6 separate regions of the Mus musculus genome follow, and regions 1, 3, 4, 5 and 6 are each linked to region 2. Evidence: chromatin loops called from intact Hi-C (ENCODE). Cell type or tissue: left cerebral cortex. All regions are shown on one strand.

Region 1 (4,000 bases), 210 kb after region 2:
CCTTGTCTCCTCTCTGCTAAGACCCCTTTCTCTTCCTTTAAGTAGAGTTACCCACTCTCCTACTTTCAAGTTTTTGGATGTGTTTGCAGCCCACTGGGTTGCCTGCACATGCAAGAGATGTTTCTAAAAGGAAAACATAAAAAAAAAAAATGATGCCAAAACAACTTTAAAACACAGATTATGCACTGACGTAGTTCATGAGAATTCGGATAGATGGATAAATATGATCTAAAGGTTTTTGTATTATATCCTTACTAAACTTTATATATGCAAGCAAAGGATATTTAAAAGGATGAATATGTTGGAAAATATACCTTCGCCAAGGGGGAGAGAAACTGACACGTGGCAAGTTTTTAAACAGTGTTTTGGAAACACAAAATGACAATAAAATACAGAATAATAGGACACACACAATGCAATGCAAAGCTGAAAATGATTTTCATACTCTGTTAAGATGAAATCACTGTTAGCCACGGTACTGACAAACTGAGCTTCAGAGTCCATGCCCCGGCAAAGGGGAGCTGTTATTTGTAATTCAGATGGAGTGGCTTTTCAGTCTAATGTTGAGCAGGTGCATTCCAGAAATACTTATTCTGAAATGAGCACCTCAGTGTGAGGATTAGAGTATAAACTCTCCCTTCCCCGTCACTCAGGCAGGCTTGTGCTCTCCATTTGAAGTCCAGTGGTGTTAATAAGTTTGGATTTTTTTTCCTACTAGACATTTCAAACAAGAAAAATATGAAGAAATTCTGTTGCAGTGGAGTCAGGTGCTTAAAACAGATTTCCTTCCCAGGCTGGCCAGCCTCACAGCGTGAGCGTGAATGCTGCCTTACAGAGACTACTACCCGGGGTCGCTCCTGAACTGTATGCAATGTTATCAAACGCAAGGAGGAATCATCCTTGGGAATTTACCTCCTGGTTTGACAATATTTCATTCTACATGGCAACAGCTGTTTTGTGGGGTGGAGAGTGGGGTCCAGAGAACTTCAAGTTTCTCAAGTGGAAGAAATCCAACTTTAAAACCCCTTGCATGAAGCGGCCTCCTCCCTCACGCTTCCTACAGCTCATATGGTTTTGTACAAAGACTTAAAAGGGTCACTTGAAACGTTTACAGATGACAGAACTCACGTAAACCTTCTCTCCCTTACCACAAACGTGTTCACCAGAAGCTCATTTACGTCTGAGTCCCCCTCCCATCATGTCTCATTAAGGCCAGGCCTTACGAGTTAACATCATTCACTGTTATGCTTGCATTCAGTCCATTCACTCTGCAAGTCAAATTTGTTCTCTTGGATTCCTTTCTCATCAACAAACCCATCGCCTGCGATAGGCGTGGGTTTTAATCTTTGTTCGTCAATTTTGCATAAATGATAGGGTTGGATAAGCTAATGGAAAGTTGGGGTTCTCTTCCTTAGGAGAACTCCTTTGCTGTGCGGTTAATGTTCCGCGGTGCTAAGAGGGTGGGGCGAAATTCGATTTATTAAAAAAGAAATTCTTTCTAATCCCTCTCACAAAGTCCAGGCAAAGCTCCCAGTTTCCTCCCCAAATCCCTGCAGAAAGTGCAGAGCAGCGTGACAGAGACAGCTTAGGTTCTTATAGTCCAGAGCATTGGCACTGGTCTAGAGTCTCTGCGAGTCCCCAGAACCCACTCTGGGATAGGAGCCCTGCACCTAGCCGAACCCCGCCGCTGCGCCCAGCCTGGTTGCATCCCCGGAGCCACACTGACCTGTGTAGCAGGACGCGCTGCACCGAGTCCAGGTCCTCCAGGTTGCGGGGCGCAGGCTTGGGGATGCTGGTCCTTCCGCCCCCCTGAAACATTCCTGTAGGGAGCCGCCTCGAGGGCGAGCCTCGGGTCGGCGGTGGGTGTCAGCGGGTCCCCAGCTCGGCTGAGGTTCTGATGGAGGACACAAATGTCCGAGTGTCACCGTGGGTCCGTATGCCCTGGGATCGCCCGCGGGAGCGATCGCTCAGTCCTGGCAGGTGGACGCTCTGGGAGCGCAGCCCAGGTCCCCAAGGGCCAGGGTGACCCGCGGCTCCTCTCTGTGCTGGACGTCCCCGAGACCGCTCTGGGAACCACGCTCCAGGGGCACTCTCTCGCCGCCTAGTGCGCGCTCCGCGCCTCACCCAGAGTTTGCCGACCTTAGGCGGCCCCAGCTTTGGACACCGGTGTCCAGGCGCCGCCCCAGGGAAGGACACTGTCACCTGAGGCCACCAAGGAGCCTGAAGAGGAGGAGGTGCTTGCGGGACAGATGCGCCTGCCCTGGGGCTGTGTTGCGGACTGAGTTGAGAAGAGAAGCCAGATGCCCCTGTGGGTGGGAATTTAAGCACTTTAACCATTTGCGTGCCGTTCTGGTGGCGCTCTCCTTTCTTTCCCCTGACTCAGAGGCTGAGGCAGAGGATAGTTAACAGTTGGAGGCCGGCCTGCTTTATGTAGGGAGTGCCAGGCCAGTCAGGGCTACATAACAAGGCACTGTCCCAAAACAAACAAGCAAAAATCAAAACAAGTAATCATGTACATTACATGGGTACGGTGTGAAAAGTGACTTCAAGCCTGATTGACACGAGCCTTTTATCCTCCGTGGGTGATAGGGTTGAAATATACTTGACCTCAGTTGTCCCTTGGTTCCAAAGCAGCATGTACCCTTGCACCCTGTGGTCAGGAGACAGAGAAGGGAAAGAGGAAGAAAAAACGGAAGCTTAGCTCAATGTACGGGGGGGGGGGGGGGGGGGGATGACCCACAAGTGACTTCAAGTTCTGTCCCGAACCGGAGTCAGCATCAGACAGAATGATTGTGAGAAGTAGGAAGGTGTTTTCAAATGTGGCATATCACTGATGTCAGAGATACAGACTAATAATTGATCATAGGTTAATTTTAATCCCAAGTAGATGGGGCTTGACCTGCGTTGTAGCCAAGTCATCCCACGTAAGTCTTTTCTCCTGCAGAGAGGTTTTATCACAATGTATCTAAACCTTTGCTCACCTCTCCTTCCTGCAGTGTTTCCTTGGCTGTTCTACATACTCTTTCGTCTGGTGGTCTTCTTCAACTGAGTTTCCCGGAAGCTGAAGTGTTTGTCTTTTGATTCAGAAACTGATCCAAGGAAACAAAGAATGAGATGCTTATCAAAGTATAATTTTTATAGCAAAAGTGTGAAGGGTAAGTATTAATAATTAATAAACAGTATAACAAATATTAAAAATAAAAAATAAATAAGCATAATTGATCATTGTTTGATGGCAATAAAATAATGATTCAAGTTTACGTACATAGGCAAGATGCAGACTTTCATATATTCAGCTAGGTGTCTCGTTGCTATGACAAAAATACCTGACAAGGGCAATTTAAAAAGGAAGGATTTGTTCTGGGTCATAGTTGGAGGCGCGATGCTTTTTGAGGAGCAAGGCAGGGCAGATTGAGCAGGAGGCAGCTGCTCATGTCACATCTGTAGGAGCGGTGAGCCATGGACCTTGATGCTCAACTCACACTCTCCTTTTCATTAGCCTTGGTATCCCAGATTATGACATGGAGCTGCCCCCAATCAGGACGGGCCTCCCCTTCTCAGTTAAACCTTCCAGGAAACACTCCTTAGACACACCCATAGTCGTGTTTCCACAGCTATTCGAAATGGAGTCAAGTTGTCCGTGCAGATTATACACCACGCAGTCTTTTAGTAGCTGTGGAAGCAAAGGTCTTCTGGCACTATCATAGTTGATTGTGTGTCCCTAAGGGTATGTGGAGTTCTTAACTCCTCCCACCCAAATGGGTCCTAATTTGGAAATAGTCTTTGACTTGTAACAAAGATGAGATTATATTGAATTGGGGTTGTTCCTTAATTTGTTGGGGGAGCCTTTACAAGAAGAGAGAAAAGGGGCTGGGGAGATGGTTCATTAGTTAGGGTTCTCGCTGTTCTTGTAGAGGGACTGGGTATGGCTCCCAGCACCCAGTAACAGCCACCGGTAACTCCAGTTGTAGGCGATCTGATGCCCTCCTCTGCCCTCTGC
Region 2 (4,000 bases):
CTCTGACTCACCAACAATTCACTCTGTAGACACGCACTTTGGGTAGTAGCTTCTAACAACGGCAATTTCCACTAACTGAAAGATACTGCCAATGTACAGCTAAGATTCCCATTGTCCGAGTCTCATAGTGAATGCACCGTTAACCTAATCCCTCCGGAAACTGGTCAGATCATCTCAAATTCTCAAGGACACCACCTCATCTCTCCTTTCTATAAACACACAGACAGATAAATAAATAAATAAAGCCAATGACTTCTAGTGTTAGGAAAACTGCCCTTCGTTTTCTTAGGTGTGCAATAACCAGGGGTCACTTTTCTGAGAAAGCTGTCGCTCAGGAGATGGGGGAGGGAGGGCAGAATGCAGAGCTCTAGCCGACTTCCTAGTACAGGATAATCCCAGGTCACCCCTCTCTGGTTGCCTCAGACCTTTCTTCCCTGTCCAGGACGCCATGCCGAGGTGGCCCCCCCATGGCCTCCTGCAGCCCAACGCAGGGGCCCCAGGGTCAGGGATGTCTGCGGCAAGCAGAGATGAGGCGAGCCGAGCAGCCAGAGGGAAGCCCCTGCCCTCCTCGTCTGGCTGTAGACGCTGCACCTGTCACAGGGGGCGTCCCGGGCCCCACCCCAGGAAAGGGGGCGTGCGGCACTTACGGCGTGCACCTGTCGCTGTACTCGTTGGCGATGGTCTCGATGCCGCCGCTCCTCGCTACAGCGATGTAGCAGTTGAGGAAGCCGAGGTCAATGCCCACCACCGACATCCCGCTTAAGGCTCGGGCTGCGGAGACCGCGTCCCGCTGCGGGTCCCCACTGCGGGCGCTGCGACTCCTGCGAGAAGCAAAGGAGAGGACCCACTCTCTATCGGAAAATCTAGGGCAGGGCGTCGGAACTGCGGAGGTGGAGCCGCCCGCCTGAGCCGCGCCGCCTCCGCCCGGCCCGCCGCCTAGTCTCCACTGCGGTTCGCCGCCCCCAACCGGCAGTTACTGCGGTCTGCGCCTGCGCGCTCGGCCCCGGGAGGCGCGAGCCACCGGTCGGCTGAGGCTGGGCGGCCTCGCCCTCGGCCGCTCCCGTCAGCGCTCGGCAACGGCTCGCTGCGGAGTGGCAGGTTCGAGAAAGAGCTGGAAAGAGGGAGGGGAGGCCGCGGAGCCGCGGGGCAGGGCGGGGCGGGACGGGGCGGGGCAGCGGTCGGGCGACGCCTGGGGGGGGGGGGCGAAGCCGTCTCCCGGCAACGCCGGGGCAGCGGTGTCTCGCGGACGCTCTTCTAAGCGCCGCCCTCCTAGCAGCGCCTCCCTCCTCCGCGTTGCTCTCCGCAGCACCGCTCGCTCTGGCCGCCCGCATCCTCCCAGGGTCCCCGAGAGCCACAGCCTGGGATCTCACCGCCGGCCTCGCAGCCCCGAGGGGCCGCCCGCGTGCGGCTCGTGCTGAGGCTCCTCCTGCAGCCCCTCTGTGAGGTGGTGCCCATTGTGCGGTGCCAGGGTCGCCCGCTTCTCAGAGCTACCCTGCTGCGCCCGGTCCCAACCTGTCACCTTCCTCCATGAAAAAGTGGTTTTCTAGGCCCTGGCCTGCTTGCCCAGGGAGCTTCAGAGAAGAAGCCTGCCTTGTGAGGAGGCGTGCTGCCTGTGTGCACTTGAACAAGTTTTAGCTCATGCTTACGAAGTCTGGCGGTCCTGGTCCTTTCCATGCACATCCCAGTGTGAATTTGGCTCTTTTTTATCCAGCCCCTGTGTCCCACGTTCCTTAGGGTCCAGTTCTTCATGTATCTGTGGGCTCTTCTTATCTAGTTCTTCATGTACATTCTGACCCTTCTCGTCCAGTTCCTGTGTCTGGTGACCCTTCTCATCCAATTCCTTGTGTAATCCCTCTTCCAGCTCGTCCAAGTTTTTGTGTGCTTCCTGTTTCACCTTGGAATTTGACACGGAATTTTTATCCGCATATTCAGTACTCTCATAGTCCGTATTTGTGCTCCTTCTTAAGTTACTCAATCGCTTCACTATTAACACTGCTGTTAGGGCGGCAGCAGCAAGTGTGGCAATAGCCCCCGCTGTTGCTATAATGAATACAAAATACATTTTAGGAACTATACCAAGTCAACTGGGACGCCACTATTGTTCCAACTCTAGTGTCTCTAAAGAATCTTTTTTGACTTCAGAGTCTGCAGGGGGCATGCTCTGACCCACTCAGCACTTTCTTAGGAGACCACCTACCTTGGCTTCCCAGCAGGCTGTGCGCACACAGAGCAGGGATTGGATGCTTCTGGCCCCTCAGAACTCTGGGTCTCAGTGGCTTCCACTACTAAGTTGCCCCATTTAGCCATTATCCTAAGGGATAATGATCTGCCGCTGGCTAGATTTATTCCTGGATATCTTGAAGCTCTCCTAGGACCACGAATTTCATTTTATTTGTGTATGATGTTTTTGGAATCTCACGTGTAAAAATTTTTTTTCCTATTAAACCCTTAAAATATTAAGTAAAAAGAAGGCATTGATGCCAGGAACAAAGAGTTCTGATTCTTTACAGCTAACAGGAGGAAATGAGTACTTAGTAGTTAAAACAGGACAAGCACTTGGAAGTTACATGGATTCATGTAGTAACCCCAGGCATACATAACCTTTACTGCCTCTAGGACCTTTGGCAATTACTTTCCAAGCCGTGGGCTCAGTGTCTCTTAAGATAATATTACTCCCTGGACTGTTTTCAGGCTAAATGTAAACACAGCATTTATGCATGACATCAACATGTCAATATAACTATGCTTAGCTGCTATTGGAATATAAGGATAATGGTAATTTATATTGATCCTGTAGCTAGGAAACTTGCTGCACTCTATTGTAGATTCTGGTTCTTTTAGCTTATTGGACCCTCTCGGTTTCAAAACATATAGCCTGTGAAGGACCTCCTTCATTTTGTCCTTTTATTATTGCTTTCTCTAATGATAAGTACGATCACCAATAAAATGTAGACTATAAGGAATAGTAGTGAGCATACTTGTCTCTAACAGAAAATTTTGTGTTTATAAGAAATTTAAACCTAAATATTGCTAGTTCGCTAAGTTTTTCTTTTCTTGATGCTGAAATTTAGCAAATGCTAATCATTGAATGAGACCCCTATTCTCAACCTATTACTCAGTGAAAAATATTAACAAACTCTTTAACACCCTCCTATTCCTCCGACAAATCACCCATAGTCACACTTGTGATAATTATGTAGAACATTTGCATCTATATTCACTGACCAGTTTGCTTCCTTTACTCTTAATCAAGACCAGCTTTTTTAGGTTTTTTTTTTTTTTAATTGATGACCAAGACAAGTTACAGTAGAGTTTATTTGGAACTTACAATTTCAGAGTATTCGTGCTCATGACCATTATGGTGGGAAGCATGGCAGCAGGCAGGCAGGCACGGCACTGGAGCAGTAGCTGAGAGCATATGTCTTGATCCATAAAAGGAAGGCACAGAAAGCTAAATGGAAATGGTTTGGGCTTTTGAAATCTCAGAGCCCATCACCAGTGACATACCTTCTCCAAAAGGCCCATAATCCTTTTCAAATAGTTCCAACAACTGGAGACCAAGTCTTCAAATATATGAGCCTATGGTGTCATTCTCATTTAAACCATCTGACATGAGTTTTGTAGAATTAGAACGAGATTCCTGTTTTCTCTGACAAAGATTTATGACCACTGGTTACATTATTTTAGTGGGTAGTTTATTCATGTCTTGTACTATTTTTCAATCAAGTCATATTTTTATCAAAAATTACTATTTTATCAACTTCAAATTTGTTGACAGACATTGGTTTATTTAAGTCAGTGCTCTTCTTTTATAGTTTTTGTCTTTCTCCAGTCTTAATATTCCTTGTGTCTTTTTCTTGGTTCTTATCATTACTATTTAAAAGAACCAGCTTTTGGTTTACTTGCCTTCGTTGTTATGTCTTAGTTTTTTGTTCAATCTGCTCTTTACTGTTTCTGTTTGTTTTTCCCCCCTCAACTGGGGATTGAACCCAAGACCTCA
Region 3 (4,000 bases), 220 kb after region 2:
GAGAAAATGGACACAGGGTGTTTCCAGGGGTGTAGATGGCGAGCTGCCCACGGAGCAGACCCCCCCCCCCCCACGAGTTGGGTCTGCTTGGCAGCTGCAGCCCAGACATGGGCTTCTCTACCTCGAGCTCGCCTGAGTTTCTTGCTTTTGTATATTTCTGGCTCTTTTCTTTTTTCTAAGCCATAAAACTTGGGACTCTCACTCCCAAACACACACAACTTCCTACAAAGTTCCAAAGGACTCCCACGTAGAATAGATTCATCAAATCAACCTATCTCCCAAGGTTACAATCAGCACATTTACTATTAAAAAACAAAGGCATTCGGACCCTTTGAGAAGCTGCTGAGATGGAGATTTCCACGCGTGAAGTTTATTGGGGGATGCAGGGGGTGGAGGAGGGGAATGAAGGAGTCACATGGGCAGGAGGAACACTTCAACTGCAATAGAGTCTCAGCAAATCTTCAGCCAATTCCGTGTCCTTAGCATGGGGTGGTGTCGCGGAGTTGTCCTGTACTAAAGCAAGTGGGAGAGATCCTCGCATCCAGTAAAGACATTTGCTTACGTTATTCTTTCCAGTGAAGGCGGTTACTAGGGACTCAGCAGAGGACCTACGCTGTCAGTGTCCTCAGCAGGATGAGGAATGGATGGGTTCTGAGAGAAAGGGCAAAGGAGTGGGAGGGGGTTAAAGACAGGCTCCACAGCATCTAAGGAACAAACGGAAGCTCAGTAGCCCGTATGTGGTGGTGCACACCAGCCTGTCATCCCCTCACTCAAGATGAGGCAGGCAGGTCATTCGAGGGCAGGCTGGGGTAGAGAGAGACAATTTGTCTTAAACAACAGAAGGGGATATAGAGGAAAGACGGAAGGAGGGGAGAAGTAAGAGGGGGTGGTGAAGGAGGGGGCCAGGCTTGCTCGCCTGACATGGGCTTCTTTATTAGAGGGTTATCAATAGACATTACTGCAACATCTGGATGTTGTACCGTGGGGTCCAAAGCTGGACCAAAGCAACAAGGACAGATGGAGTCTGGGTGCTTTACGACTTCCAAGACCCTTCTCCAGCCTCGCTGGTTGTCTCTGGAGTCCAAGCCACCGCTGGCTCACCCACGCAGCCTTACTGCAGTGGCCATCTGTGCTTTCTGTGCCTTAGAGAGAACATGCAGCCCAGGACAGTGAATGGCCAGCAGCTCAGTGGGCCAGTACTTGCCTAACTCATGCCGAGCTCTGGGTTCTATCCATAGCACTGTCAAAGAAAATCAAAGTCCTAATCACTGGCTTCTCTCTATGTTGTGCCCTTCTGCTGCAAGGACAACACATACCTAGCAAGTCTAGATCTTAATTGTCTAAGTAGCCAGGGCAATGTATTCACGTAACTAAGAAGTGAAGAAATGAGAGGAGATATACACTGACATAAGGCAGTGGCTGCACGGGACGCAGGTGTCTTCATGGTTACATTAAAATCATGCCATAAAATTTAAAAACTGTGCCACTTCCAAAGCCAAAGCCAAAGCCAAAGCCAAAACCAAAGCCAAAGCCAAAACCAAAACCAAAACCAAAACCAAAACCAAAACCAAAACCAAAACCAAAACCAAAACCAAAACCAAAACCAAAACCAAAACCCCACAGTATTTCAACTGATGAAAACCAAACCCTTTCTTCACAGGGTAAAACAAATCAACTGAATGATGTAAATATTAGCAAGAAACACCAGCCTGGAAGTAAATGGCTATGGACTGTTCACATGATCTAACACGTGGATTAATGCTAACCTCCAGAGACAAGGTTCCTGGACAGCCGTTTCTGGGTATCGGGAAGCCATTCTTTCAAAGGTGTTTTCTCTCTGAGTTGTATGTGTTGTTTAATTTTAAGGAAGTTATGATTGTTCAAGTCCATACTACACTTAAAAGTGCAGGCTATAATAACTTGAAAAGACCCTTCAGGTCGAAATACAAGGTGATGTCACGATGCTTTGAAGCAAGTAGGAGTCTTCCCAGTGTGCCATCGACTGTGCAGCGCAGGTCTCCTGGACCTACAGAGCACAGGGGTCTTGAACCACCCAAGCATAGAGCAAAAGTTGGACTCGCTACTTTTGAAATCTCCTGACTAGAAAGGTATTGGGGAAATTAGTGATTGGCTTTTTCAGAAACCGAAATATTGAAATCTCACTTTCTTTTAATATAGTAATTCATTTAAGGGTATGAGGGTAATAGGGTATTACACCTAGAGGAGAAAGTCTCAAAATTTTTAAAATGAGCTAGTGTGAAAAACTCATTGGCACTGAATATGGATCCTGTATCCCAATATTATTATTGTTTTAATTATATATATATATATATATATGGGCATTTTGCCTACATATCGGTTCACCATGTGCATGCAGTACCTGAAGCGACCAGAAGAGGGCATCCGGTCCCTGGAACTGGAGTTCCAGATGCTTGTGAGCCATCATCATGTGTCTTAAACGCTGAGCCATCTCCCCACCCATAATGGATAACAAAAATCAAATGAATCTTGTCAAATCTGTTTATCTTGCTTGGATATTCCTGATTTTTCAACATGTTGTTCCTTTGGATAGTGAGCACTCATAAGTTAGCTATTGCATCTGTTTAACTCACAGCATGGAGTTTTTCCATGGTTCTTGGAGGAAACGAAGACTTCTTAGTTTTGTTGGAAGACCTTCGGCAACTCGGTTCTCACAAACTCCTCTGATCTTTTATGATCACTGTCTTGATTATTTTTTGGCAATTTCATACTACCTAGCGTTACCTTGGAAGAGGAACCTCAACTGAGAAATAACTTCCATCAGATTGGCCTGTATGCATGTCTGTAGGGTATTTTCTTGGTTACAGATGGATGTGGGAGGGCCCACCGGGAGGACCCATCCCACTGTGGGTGACGTCATCCCTGGGTAATGAGCCTGGGTAGTAAGAGAAGGCAGGCTGAGCCAACCTAGGAAAGCAAGCTAGTAAGCGGTGTGTCTGTGGTTTCTACTTCAGCTCTTGCCTCCAGGTTCCTGTCCCGAGTTCGACTTACCTGGATGACAGACTGAAACCTGCAAGCCAAATAAACCCTTTCCAAGTTGCTCCTGTTCGTAGTGTTCCTCACAGAGCAGAGAGCAGACTACGTTATTCACCTTTCCCCTAGCTAGGCTGAAAACACAACGTTTAGAATTTGACATCCTCTCTCACCTGCCATTCTCTGTAAAAGCAAACTCCTCCTTAAAACCTTGTTTTAAAATTTTAATTTAATTTTAATTTTGTTCCACACTCCCCTTCTGTGGCGTCTCGGGTCAGGTGGAGTGTAGCTTCATGGCAGGGTCTTTTCTATCTCCTAGACTGCATCAGCTGTTAGATTCTCTTGCTGAGGCTCCCGAGACCCTTCCTTCCCTAGTTCATCCCGTCAGTACTCTGTCTCAGCGACAAGAAACAGATGAGGACACGCATGCATCATCTCACACTGTGTCCCGTGGTCTGTGCAATCATTAAATACCAGCTGAAAGTAAAAACTGGATTTCTAACTCCATCCTTAGCAGGTCTCTCACTGGTGTCACTGATTTTATTCTTATATTTAGGCATTTTTATTACAATATTCTTTTAAAGATCTTTCCCTGGGATCATAATGAAAGCGCCGTAAAGCACAGCACAAACCATCCTCCTCCTAACACATTCCTTCTCCTGGTCCAGGCCATGGGCTGCAGTGTGTGTTTTGTGTGCTGCCTTCTTTGGGGAGTGGGCACAGAAAGGTTGTTAAGAATACTGTTTTTGGGCTGGGGAGACAATGCAATTGAAAAAGTGCCTCCCTTAAAAAGCTTGAAGATCTGAAACCCACCACTTTTCATGCCAACCTAAAAATTTAATTTAAAAAGCAATTTATCTTTGACTTTATTTTAGTGATTTAATTGTTTATTTTGTCTTGGTGGCTTTTTTAAAAAATAGCATTGCAATTTGATCAGTCTGTGATAACTGGGAGAAAAATCAGGTTTACAAGTAGTTTGTAAATACGA
Region 4 (4,000 bases), 51 kb after region 2:
CATCAACATTAAACACCAGCCAAGAAGATTCTGGCTGATTAGGTAGCTAACCACAAAATAAACATGGAAGAAGATTTAGCTCAGTAAAGTGCCTTACAAACATGAGGACCAGAGTTCAAATCCCAGCACCCACGCAACAAAGTGGGCACGGTGGTGCACCTTTGCAACTCCAACTGTGGAGAGACAGAGGCAGGTGGAGCCCTGGCGCTCACTAGGAAGCCTACCTACCACGCTTAGTTAGCACCAGGCAGTGAGAGACCTTGTCTCAAAAGACAAGCTAGGCAGATCCTGAGGAATGACAATCAAGGTTAGCCTTTAGCTTCACATATCAGCATACACAAGTACACCTGCGTGTTCGCGCACACGCACACAAACTGATTATATAACACTTTATAAGTGTTATATAATGTATACATTCCTTCTTTGTTTAGGTCTTTTTTTTTTTTCCTTTAACCTCAGAATTCCTTTTTCAGTGTAAGCTGGAGTTGGATCTGTTTGCTCAGGACCAGATTTTAGGACCTGTATTCTGAGAGTGAGACACCCAGGGAGAAGAAGTCAGTGCAATGTGTTCTATGGAACCACAGAAGAGCAGTGAGTGAGGAAAGCAGGATAAGCAGAGAGCAGCTGAGCTGGGCTGCACTTGCCACAGAGCTCTTGCATGCACCAGCTGGAAGCAGGAAGTAGGGATGGTCTCGCCCAGTTGTCTTGAGTTTGGGCAAACGGCCAGGCCTTTGTTCTCTAGAAGTGAGCATTCTCAACTGTAAGGCATTAGCAGATATCACTTCCAGGAACAGGATTAAGGATAAGATAACCAGGCATCTACTAGAGTGTGAAATTAGTCTTGAAACTAATTTAAAAAGTAGACATCCAAAAATTATGTTATCTGTGGGAAAGAGGTAAAGAGTGACTCTCACATTTTAAAATACTCCTTTTGGTGTTTTCACTACACATTTCCTTAAATGTGTAGTGAAAGATTACAGAAACACTGTAGATATGACCTCATATCTGTGCTATATCATAATTACACGCGTTGAATCATCTCTGTACTTTCTCAAAGACAAGGCGTTTAAGTGAAAGGCATGCTAGAAGTTCCTTACTTCATTATGTCATAGACTTCCAACTCTTTTTCTGAAAGTTCTTTTTTCGAAGTTCCCAAATGAAACGGATTTGGAAGTGTTGACTTCTTTCTAGCAAGCTGGAAGATAAGTACGTCAGTTTATATCTAAGAATAGGATCACACAGCAGAAATGTTTCAAAAATTTAAAGCCTAAGAGCACTGCTTTTGTGCCGCTCCCTTTAAATATTTTCAGTGCAAATCTGCATCTCTTATTCTTTGCTAAGGAGGTTTCCAAGGTTAACCACAGTGAAACTCCCCACCAGTTCCATCATTGAACACACACACACACACACACACACACACACACACACACACACACGTACTTGTCTCTCTTGTGCTGTCTGAACTCCTCAAGGTCACATGGTCCGAGTCTTATTCAGGGCAGCTGATTAGAGTTTGGCTATACATAAATTACTTAAATCCTCCTGATCTCTGTCTCCTACTGACTTTACCAAGTGAGATAACAGGCTACAACTAGAATGCAAACATACGTGGAACAAACACATTCGGTTCTGGCTCCAACAGCATCCCACTGTTTTCGTACGGGAGAGGGGAGAGCTAGGCTTGTGCACGTCACAGCACTCAGAAGCATTGCAGCCCATTCAGACTCAGCCTTTTTTCTGCCTTGTCTAGCATCACCTCCATCCTCCTGACGGCAAGTTTCAAAACTGTGTGGAGAGACATCCGCAGCCTGGGAGTAAGTGCAACGCTCCCAAGGCTGGCGATGACTTTGACAAATGTGGAGGTATCTTATAGTGTGTGTGTGTGTGGGGGGGGAGGTCAAGGGAAGTCACAACCGCAAAGATAGACACTCTCTGCTTCACATTCACATCTTTAATGTTTGTGGTGTTCATAAATGCAGATTAAGAATCTTATTACAAATAGGCATCTCCTCTTCCCCATTCTGATCTGTTTCTGTTAAATGTCTTACTGACTACTGACACCGTCAGTCAGTTAGTCAGACTGACACCGAGACTGCCCCACAGCTAGGGCCCTCTGTCACCCTTATCAATGCAGAAGAAAGGCCAATGTATGTCAATGTATGTGGCTGAAGCTTCTCTACCTGGAAGCATTGTCAAAAAAATGTCCTAGATGCCACAGGGCTTATTATGTCTTGGCACTCGATATTTCTTTCTCTTTTCAATTCTAAGTCTTTGTTTTTTCATTAATGGAAAGCACCCATCATTTCAAATAAGGAATGTTCTCCCAATTAAAAAAAAAATCTCTGAGTTATTTCTCACAATGCAGACATGTCAAATGAACACATACCTTAAGCAAGGCCACATTGTCGTCCGAGCCTTCGGATTCTCTTTGCTTCCGTACTGCATCTGGGGTAGCATGTGGGCTCAGACCAGCACTTTCTTCCCCTTCAGTGGGTTCACGTCCTCCACCGATCCTGGAGGGACTGGGCTTCCGTGCCTTGAAGGAATAGTCACTGAAAAAGGTTCTCCTGCATGTTGGAGAGGCTGCTGTTTTGGAAGGCCCCTGCAGCCGACTGAGGATAGGTGAAGTAGTCAAACTATCTGCCTTTTCACGTGGAGCAGCAAGGAACCAGTCAGCACAAGACAAGCAGGGCCCCGGGGATGTGGCTAGCTGTTCCTCTATGCGGGAGTCTACTCCTTCCAGCTGATGAAGGGTCGCTCTGACCTGATCTACATAGATACAATCGGGACCAGGGTTCCCAGTAGCTTTAGATGCACAGCCTCCAGCTTCTAACAGCACGCACAACAAATAATGTCGCTGTAAAGGAAGATTGGTACATGTTCAGTTGAAACTATTTAATACTGTCTGCATGTATATGCTTGTAAATACTAAAGACATGGGTATTTGCAAATACTCGTGAGTTCTGAAAATCTCTCAATCATTTCTCTTAGTCCAGAGAAGTCCTAAGACAACTTTCAAATAGCCTCCGTTATCACCGCCCTCACTCAGACAGGTCTTATGTTCAGCCTAGGCTGCCTTCAAACTCAAACTCGCAACCCTCTTGCCTCAACCGTCCAAGTGCTAGGATCACAGGGATCATTAGCATGCCCGGCTCGGCTCTGTATTGTTTCATGAAAGGATAAAACCACTTTAGGAAGGGAACAAAACATCTTCAGATATCTGCTAAAAGCCTACACTGGATTTTACTAATATTGCTTCATGAGTATTAAATAGATACAGAAGGAAGATAATAGAGAAGCATTTGGCATTTTCTTGACTATAAGTAATTAACATATTCATAAGTGAGCATGTTTGTGTTCTTCAGCAAGTAGGTTTAAAAAATATAAAATGAAATTCAAGAAAGAAGTGCATAGCTCACCAATCCGACAACTAGTAAGAAATATCTCCCTTCAGGTTCCTGGAAGGCCTCGGGGTCTGAGTCTGAAGGGGGCTGGAGGTGGTGTCTTGGGAACACCTCTCTCCATATTATCAGCTGGCCAATCCTTTGCTTTGCTGCTAAAGGCAGCAGGCAGTGCTGGCGACAGTATGCAGCGATCTCAATAACATCATCCTTAGGCAGATGGCTGCACACCATGTAACCCTGGGATTTAATCACAGAGAGCCAAAGTCAGCTTGGGACAATCACCTCATATTTCTAAACGTCGCATAAACACCTCAATATAAGCTTAACATAATGCAGTTTTCAACCAGCTAAGCTAAGACTCATCAGAAGTCCAAGCTATTGATCTGAGTCAAGCTATTGATCTACAGATCAAGTTTGACAGCTGAAGGGCCTTAGCAGACAGATTACTGCACAAAGCGAGATCACCTCAAGGAGGATTGATTATCTTGAATGTTTGGTTAGACCAGGACTAGAAAGAGAAGCGGGGTCAAGGTCAGCAGAGACATTCTTTTCCGTGTGCCTCCTGGATCATCCGACTCTGTTAAATATGTTGTATA
Region 5 (4,000 bases), 340 kb before region 2:
CGTTCTTTCCCAAAACCAGTTTCCATCACTGACATCTCCATTTTCTGTTAGCAAGTCCCACAGGAACTGTGACTTCTAACCCTTCTGGTGACTACTGAGGTTGGCCTGTGCCAATCTGGCTTTACTCCCGTTCTTGCAGTGTAAAGATTATATGGTCACTTACTAATTCTCAATTAAAGACAACAGCTCTGACTCAAAAAAAAAAAAATTCTCAGACTGGGATTGGCAAAATATAGCTTACAGGCTGTTTCTATACCTACTCAGGGGCTGAACCGACTTTAACGTTAAGTGATTTAAAAGTCATAATGATGGGCAAGGGAATGTGCTTGCTGGTATGCAAGTTCATGGCCATCTTCATCTACATATCAAGTGCAAAGCCAATCTGGAACACACTGAACCGTCTCAAAAACAAAAAGACGGTATTTCATGACAAATTCAAATTTCGGTGTCTCTAAGTACATTTTTAATAGAAACACTATCATGCTCATTCTCTATTATTTATGTAACAGTTGGGACAGAGAGACCTTATGGCCCACAGCACCTAAATATATAATCCATTACAGAAAAAAATTTCAGCACCTTCCCCCCCCCCCCCCCCAAAAAAAAGCCACGATGAGTCTTATGTACAATGGCTGGTTTCCCATCCTTTCGAGTGTTAAAACCTCTCTAGGGAAGTTATGATCACCAGTACCGTTAGTGGGTAGGGCTCTCCTGTCCATTGACACTAAAGACAGTTACCTAAAAACTAATAGCAGCCAGAAAAGCCCATCCCTACTTTTCTATACTGTTCACGCCAAAGCCTGAGTCAGCTCCTTTCTGAGTCAGCTCCTTTATGCCGGGTAGCTCACCCCTAGGCTGCCACCATTCGTCTATACCTGTCCCCCACCCCCGGTTGTTCAAAGTTATAAGGAACTGGCCATTCCCTGGATGCATCTTCCTTCCTCACAAGCAGAGTGACAGAAGCCTGTCAAACTAGCTGAGGGCGCGAGATGGGTGGAATTCACACTGGAAAGCACTCTCGCAGGCCCCGAGCAAGGCTATGGAGCTAGAGCCACAGGCTGCTTTATCCGCGCACGCCCACCGCCGGGGAGCAAAGCGCAGAAGAGCTTGCGTCCGACTCCTGTTAGGAGCACTGCCCAAAAGCAGCGTGGGCCGGGACCCGAGTGTCCGGCGCTGCTAGGGCTAGTGCCCGAAGCCCAGCTTCACACGCGGCCCCGCAGCTCACGCTCTATTGCGGCCTCCGCCGTGCGTCGTCACAGACGCGAACCAGCCGTCTCAGAGAGAAGCCGCTTCTGGGCGCACGCGCGCGCAGCAGGGAGGGGTTGCTAAAAAGAGCCCAGCGCGTGGCGTCCCAGGGCCCGCGCACGCGCCCTGACGGCGCTCCGCCCATACGCGCGAGTACGCACGCGCACAGCCGGCTCGGCCCACCCCCCCCCCGCCCCACGCACACTCTATTTTTCTTCAGCCCCGCCCTTCCCTTACACTCCCCAGGCTGAAAGCGTTGGGGCTGTGAGAGCAGGGAAGTGTGGGGCGAGGTGGGCGGGGCGTTGCCCGCGCGCGCTGCCAGCCAGAGCCCGAGCTGCGAGAGCGAAGCCAGACAACGTTACCCAGCCAACAGCCAATAAGCAGCCGGCGCTGCCACGCCCCAGCCCCTCACGTGATTGGCTGAGCGCCGCCTGGTGGGCAGGGCCGCGGGCTTGGGGAGGGCAGGGGGCGGGAGGAGGAAGGCGCTGGCGGGCAGTGATGGCGGCGGGTGATGGGGACGTAAAGCTAAGCACCCTGGGGAGCGGCGGGGAGAGTGGCGGCGACGGGAGCCCGGGTGGCGCCGGAGCGACGGCGGCGAGGAGCAGTTGGGTGGCGGCGCTGCTGGCGACGGGCGGGGAGATGCTGCTGAACGTGGCGCTGGTGGCGCTGGTGCTGCTGGGGGCCTACCGGCTGTGGGTGCGCTGGGGGCGGCGTGGTCTGTGCTCGGGACCCGGGGCGGGCGAGGAGAGCCCGGCCGCCACGCTGCCGCGCATGAAGAAGCGGGACTTCAGCCTGGAGCAGCTGCGCCAGTACGACGGGGCGCGCACGCCGCGCATCCTGCTCGCGGTCAATGGGAAAGTCTTCGACGTGACCAAAGGCAGCAAGTTCTACGGCCCCGGTGAGGAGTGAGGGGTGTCGGGGTGGGGATCCGGGACACCCTATCCCCGCCGCGGCCCCGCTCCTGGACCGCAGCCCCGCGCACGCCCCCAGCTGCGGGCGTCGTGGGGGGCTCAGTGGCGCCCCACAGACCTGCGCTCGGCGTTCCTTGCCTTTCCCAATCCGTATCTCCTCGCAGCTTTTCCTGGGGCTGAAATTCTCAAAATTGTTAAGAGTTGTCTCTAGTCACGTTGGCGTTCAACCTTTCCTCGGAGCGTTTTGATTTCTGGGCTTTGTCGGGGCAAGAGGGCTAAAGTGGCGATCCAAAGTTTTTGGCCCAGTGTTAAGACAGCTTTCTTCTTATTCTGGGTTGTCTGTTTGACACTTGCCTACTTTTTCCCTTCTCCGGACTTGTCTGCCGAGAGTCAGGGCTAGGGACACGTAGTTTCAAGTCCCAAGCCCTGGAGCTCGGTTTCACAACCACCCCGGACTCGTTTTCATTCTTTTTCTAAAAAGTCGGTTTGGGCTCCAAGATGCTTTCCAAGATTAACAACTGTATGTAAAATGAGGACGGACCAGAACGTAAACCTTAATAAGTAAGACTGGCAAAGATATTGGCCCTGAGTGTAGGGGGTGGAGCTCATCTGCCCAGGAGGCAGGCGTGTCTCTTGTCTCCGACTCTCTCAGTCTCTCCCTCCTTCCCTCCTCTCCTTCTTTCTCTGCTAATAGTAAAATAAGTATTCAAATACCCGTTGAAAATAAATTATTGTATTTTCCCTTAGCAGAATGAGACGCCTTGGGGGGGTGAGGGGGGGCACGAACCTAGAAGCGTCGAACTTCTCGCCCCCTGCCCTGCATGTGCTGAAGGTTTTACAACTTTACTTTCAGAAAATTACGTGGAAGGTAGTTGCCGTTAGAGGCCCTTTTGCAGTGTAGTGGTAATCTATATTGCAGATTGTGCAAATAAACTTCAGACCCCGGGTATCTGTTGGTAGCCCATAAAATTGAACAACATTGTGCGGCCTGGTTATGCAGTGCTTAATATTAAACTTTAAAGACAGAAGGGGAGGGGGAGGAGAAGAGAGAGCGTGAGTTGTAAGAATGAAGCTAGAGACCAAAGTGACCCCTTATTGGAAGGTATGCATCCAACTTTTAAGCTAGGTTTCCTTTTAATTTCCTTATTGCCCCTGATTGATTTATTGACACTGAAGACGCTTCTAATTTCTATGCTCAGTTGGATGCTATTTTAGGAGTGTTTTGGTTTGTTGATTGGATTAGAGCTAAGAAACACAAATAAGCATTTGATGTTGGATCTGTTAATCTCTTTGTGTGTGTGTGTGTGTGTGTGTGTGTGTGTGTGTGTGTGTATTTCCTTCTGGATATATAAACACAAAAATCATGTCTCCTTACTTACATCAGCTCCCATGGTTAGTACTTTTTTATTTTTTTAATTTAAGAGCATGTGGAACAAGAGAATAGGACCCAAGTACCTTGTTTACATGGACCAAGTCAAATAAACTTTTAAAAGTGAAGAATTTGCACAGATTTTGTACCAAGTTACACACTTCCCTCATTGGATTGAAGTGTGTTCAGTGGTTAAAGATTGTCTAGAGTATTTGTAAAAAGACCCATTATCAGTCCTTATACATCCGGAAAGAGTCAGTTTGGCAGTCTCCATGGCAACCGCAGCAGAGGTTGAAAACTAAGAGGTGTGCTGTAGAGTGGGTCCCTGGGCTTGAGCACTGATAATAGTGAAGAACCATCCTGGAGGCCTTGGAGTGAGGCAAGCAGGCCTCTGTAAGGTCTCTGCCTTTTGGGGCTGCATAGTGAGACCCGTCTGAAAACAAGAAGAACAGAGAACCACCTCCTTGTTCTTTTA
Region 6 (4,000 bases), 67 kb after region 2:
CACCCCAGGCTACAGAGCAAGGCTCAGGCCAGTCTGAGCCACACAGAAAGATCCTGTTTCAAAAATTAATTTGTAGTTGAATTAAATAAAAATTTAAAAAGAAAGAAAACCTGAGGAAACTGTCACAGGCAAGGAGTAAACCAAAATGCCTGCTTCTCAAGCAACAAGCACTGCCTGACACAGAGGAAGACACAGGAGACACCGAACATGACATAGATTCCAGAGAAACACTCACCTGTCTAAAGAACCATACATGAACTTTAGGGTTTGGGCCACATCTTCTATCATGTTCCTTAACTGAGGAAGAGGAACTCTTAAAAAAACAAAACAAAACAAAAAACAAAAAAAGAGTTAACTCATTTGTGAAATGACACCAAACTGCAAAGAAGCAAGATGTCTTTCTGCATATATATTTGTAGGGTTTAGTCAGCTGCGGGCAGGGCTGTAAAGGGTGCTTACCCCACTAGTAAGGTCACCCAGAGGTAGGCAGCCACTTTGGCATTGCAGAGTCACTGTTTTACCAAAGATATCGAACATCTGGGAAAAGTACCCTGTGCCGAGCCTTGACCCCCATATTCTCCAGCGTGAATAAAATGGCAGCTCACTAAATTCAAAGCAAATTCTTGTGAAGTCTGAGTGGAAGAATACACCCCAACCCCTGTGTTGTCAATACTGACAGCCCCACAGATACGGGTAATAACACAGCCCCAGGGCAGTGCCTTGGGATCATGAACCCATCACAAGAAGTTTGCTTTTTGACAAAAGGCCATGATTGTAATGAGGCAAACCTTGTTTCCATTATTTTACTTTTTTTGTTGTTGCCATAGTTTCAGAAATGTTGTTTAAAGGGAAACAAAAAGATCCCAACTCACTCTTCAGCAGGCAGGCCAATTAACAGCAACTTGTCAGACTCTTTCAAGTAAGCAACATGAATTTGTTTCCCATTTAGATGGAGGGATGAGCTAAGAAAAAACACAAATTCAAATTCAAGATGCGGTTAGAATATCTTTAACTGTTACGGAGTTATAAAAATATCCTTAAAAGGTTACACATGATATAATTTAAGAACTGAATTGCTTAATAAGCAAATTTCTTGCCACATACCTAACTGCCACACAGAAAAGGCAGGGGTTTGTAACACCAAGAATACATTTGGGATTATCTCCAAACCTCCAAAACACACAAAGGGAGAATCATTACATGTCTACAATCCTGGCTTTCAGGAGGTTTCGGCTGAAGGATTGCTATGAGTTTGAAGTGACATAGTTTGAGTGACATAGTGAGTCCCAGGCCAGCAGGGCTACAGAGTGAGACCCTGTCTGAAACTTGGGTATGTGTGAAATGTTTTGTTGACACGAAGTGGCGACACACAGTTTATACTCAGACCCTTTGGGATTGCCCATGTATGGGCACAATCACTAAGGAGATTACACAGAGACCAGAACAGTGATTGCACCTGGAGGATGACAGCCCAGTATGAGATACGGGTTAGAAGCAGTGATGGAACTTGAGTCCTGTGCACATAGGTGCTCACAGAAACTGGACAGAGCACCTGTACACTATGTGATGACTACCGAGGGAGCTGCCAGAAGCTGATGGTATGCACAGTTCATGCATGGGCAATGTATTCTTAATTATTCTTCACACAGCTACAAACACTTAGATAACTTCTCAAAAGAAATACAATAACCAACTCTGGAACCATAGAGAACACATGTGTGTGCTACCTGAAATATGAACCATTGAAAAGATTTTTTTTTCAAACAGACCATTGTTTTATGTTAAAGTGTAAAGGTGCATACACTTTTAGGCAAACATTAGCCTCTTTTATATCACACTAATCTTATTACAATTTTCTAAAAAAGAATGTGCAACAAGAAACATGTATTGTTAAAGAACCCTGAAGAGAATATTTCACATTTATTGTTTCCTCAAAAAGGCTTTGCCTACCCATCCTTATTGCTTGCACAGGTTACCTCGTGCCTTATCATTACTGACAAGATCTAACTATTAATGGAAATAGCACCCATCCTACACAGCAGAGAAAGAGTAAGAACAAATATTCATGAAAACCCTTCCATTTTGTTTAAGAGCATTACTCTAGAGCCGGAGAGATGGCTGGCTAGGTAAGAGCACTTGTGGCTCCCAGCACTCATGCTAGGTTTCCATGGGTGCTTGTAACTCCAGCTTCAGGGAATCTGATACTTCTGGTTTCTGTAGGTACCTACACTCATATTTGCAGAGGCACGTGCATGCGTGCACACATACACACACACACACACACACACACACACACACACACACTCATGCACACACAATTTAAAAAGCATTTTTAAGAAACAAATGAGCACTCATTTTATGATTCCAGGCATTTCAAATGTCTACTGTAGACATCTCTCCCAAACAAGGCTAGCAAGCCAGCGGGTACTGGGGCTTGGGCTGTGATGTCCAGGGTGACAAGGGGCACGGGGTTTCTCTTTAAAGTGATAAAAATGTTCTGACATTGGCCATAGCCAATATCTCTGAATATACTTGAAACTATTACACTTAAAAACAAAACAAAAACAAACAAACAAAAAACAGACTTACTTGTTTTTATTTTATGTGTTTGATTGTTTTACCTCTGTGTTTGTCTGAGTGTCCATGTGCTCACCTGGTGCCCCCAGAGGCCAAAAGAGGGCACTGGATCTCTTGGAACTGGAGTGACAGATGATAGGAACCAAACCCAGATCATCTGCAACAGCAGCCGGTGTTCCTAACCTCTGAGCCATCTCTCCAGCTCTTACTTATAAACTGTAAGCCAGGGTATGATTTACGAAGTGAAGCTGAACAAAGCTGTTAAACAATAAAAAGAGAGGCTGGGGCCTACTTAGCTCAGTGGTACTCAGCCTGTGATTGGCAGATGTGAGTACCTTTTGGATCCTTGCAGTGAATGAAGAAAAACCAGACAGAAGTTTGATAAGCTGCTTCTATAACTATTCATTCACACATGAACTGAAGTTTCAAGAACCATTGTCTGTCCATATATAGAAAGTCAAGAACCACTGTCTGTCCATATATAGAAAGTAAAAAACCATTGTCTGTCCATATATAGAAAGTCAAGAACCATTGTCCATATATAGAAAGTCAGGGATTTCCCTTGCCTATTTGTGTTCATTATACTGCTTGACCTTATTACTTGCATGTAATTAAAATGGTATAAAAGCAGATTGGGAAAAAATAAACCTGCCTCAGCCTCAGAACTGGCTGGGGTCATGCTAAAAAAAAAAAAAAAAGAAAGAAAGAAAGAAAAGAAAAAGAAAAGAGAAGAAAAGAAAGTCAGAGATTTATGTCTCACTTTTACTTAGGAAAACAAGTAAATTCTTCCCATTATTTTACATAACCCACATCATCTAAAACTTTTAAGTGTAATTTTTACCAGGAGATGGGAGAACTAAATGTAAAAATCTGGAAAATCCAACTTTATATTTTATCAGTAATGTGGAAGCCCTTAAAACTTGAAATAAACTTTTTTCATGAATTTTAGATTACTTGAAATACTAAAAGTAGAAAAATTATAATATTTGATTTTATGAAAGACTAAACTCCAAAGCTCTGGGCTCTTCATCCCGAGACTTAACAGTGACAACCAAGTCAGACCTCACACTCCGTGTGGTGTTGCTATTCCTTACTGGCTGAGAAGTTTTCCCCCTCCTCTGCCCCTCTCCCTCCCGTGCCCTTCTCCCTCCCCTGCCCCTCTCCCTTCCCTGCCTCTCTCTTTCCTCCCTCCACCCCACTCTCCTTTCCTCTCTTTCCCCTAGTGCTGGACAGGGACCCAAGGCCACTTGCTGTGTGCTGACTACAGTTCCACCACTGCAGGACAATCCAACTTCTGACTTTTGTTTTTTCATCACTAAATAAAATTCACATGACACTGAATTCTGAATTCTAACGCACAGTCTGTATTTCTCTATGATTACCGTAAAGTCAGAGTATTTGCTAACCATGTGAAAAATTCAGC

Evidence for each region. Peaks named below come from ENCODE experiments on the same cell type or tissue, not always from the same donor. Only the 100,000 strongest peaks of a DNase experiment are listed, where the experiment ranks them.
Region 1: a loop joins it to region 2, with 5 times the contacts of the local background. A loop is called at or near these places in 18 of 42 quality-filtered maps.
Region 3: it touches region 2 in a loop (3-fold over the local background); 17 of 42 quality-filtered maps call a loop at or near these places.
Region 4: a loop joins it to region 2, with 2.3 times the contacts of the local background. A loop is called at or near these places in 2 of 42 quality-filtered maps.
Region 5: a loop joins it to region 2, with 3 times the contacts of the local background. A loop is called at or near these places in 5 of 42 quality-filtered maps.
Region 6: a loop joins it to region 2, with 2.1 times the contacts of the local background. A loop is called at or near these places in 2 of 42 quality-filtered maps.

What each region holds. Positions count from the first base shown.
Region 1 is chr3:40,529,690-40,533,689 of GRCm38, reverse strand. It overlaps a transcript of Intu not described here. Among named protein-coding and RNA genes, the nearest start is that of 1700017G19Rik, 8.8 kb to the right of the region's middle. In left cerebral cortex, a CTCF peak has its summit at 2,106; a DNase peak (open chromatin) is centred at 2,097; H3K4me3 peaks cover 1,279 bases; H3K27ac peaks cover 339 bases.
Region 2 is chr3:40,742,432-40,746,431 of GRCm38, reverse strand. Hspa4l (heat shock protein 4 like) reads right to left here and starts at 819. Exons shown (of 19, transcript NM_011020.3): 1 at 648-819. The coding sequence starts at 754. In left cerebral cortex, no CTCF peak of the experiment used is centred here; DNase peaks (open chromatin) are centred at 89, 1,000, 1,291 and 1,537; H3K4me3 peaks cover 2,123 bases; H3K27ac peaks cover 2,128 bases.
Region 3 is chr3:40,523,945-40,527,944 of GRCm38, reverse strand. No RefSeq gene overlaps it. Among named protein-coding and RNA genes, the nearest start is that of 1700017G19Rik, 3.0 kb to the right of the region's middle. In left cerebral cortex, a CTCF peak has its summit at 2,395 (motif pointing right); a DNase peak (open chromatin) is centred at 2,409.
Region 4 is chr3:40,691,356-40,695,355 of GRCm38, reverse strand. It overlaps Intu (inturned planar cell polarity protein), which reads right to left. Exons shown (of 16, transcript NM_175515.5): 11 at 3,420-3,641; 12 at 2,387-2,857; 13 at 1,098-1,195. Among named protein-coding and RNA genes, the nearest start is that of Slc25a31, 16 kb to the left of the region's middle. In left cerebral cortex, no CTCF peak of the experiment used is centred here; DNase peaks (open chromatin) are centred at 695, 1,233 and 1,632.
Region 5 is chr3:41,080,738-41,084,737 of GRCm38, reverse strand. It overlaps Pgrmc2 (progesterone receptor membrane component 2), which reads left to right and starts at 1,692. Exons shown (of 3, transcript NM_027558.1): 1 at 1,692-2,143. The coding sequence starts at 1,744. In left cerebral cortex, a CTCF peak has its summit at 1,678 (motif pointing left); DNase peaks (open chromatin) are centred at 841, 1,489, 2,420 and 2,701; H3K4me3 peaks cover 2,896 bases; H3K27ac peaks cover 1,789 bases.
Region 6 is chr3:40,675,845-40,679,844 of GRCm38, reverse strand. Intu (inturned planar cell polarity protein) reads right to left here. Exons shown (of 16, transcript NM_175515.5): 6 at 873-962; 7 at 236-313. Among named protein-coding and RNA genes, the nearest start is that of Slc25a31, 31 kb to the left of the region's middle. In left cerebral cortex, no CTCF peak of the experiment used is centred here; no DNase peak of the experiment used is centred here.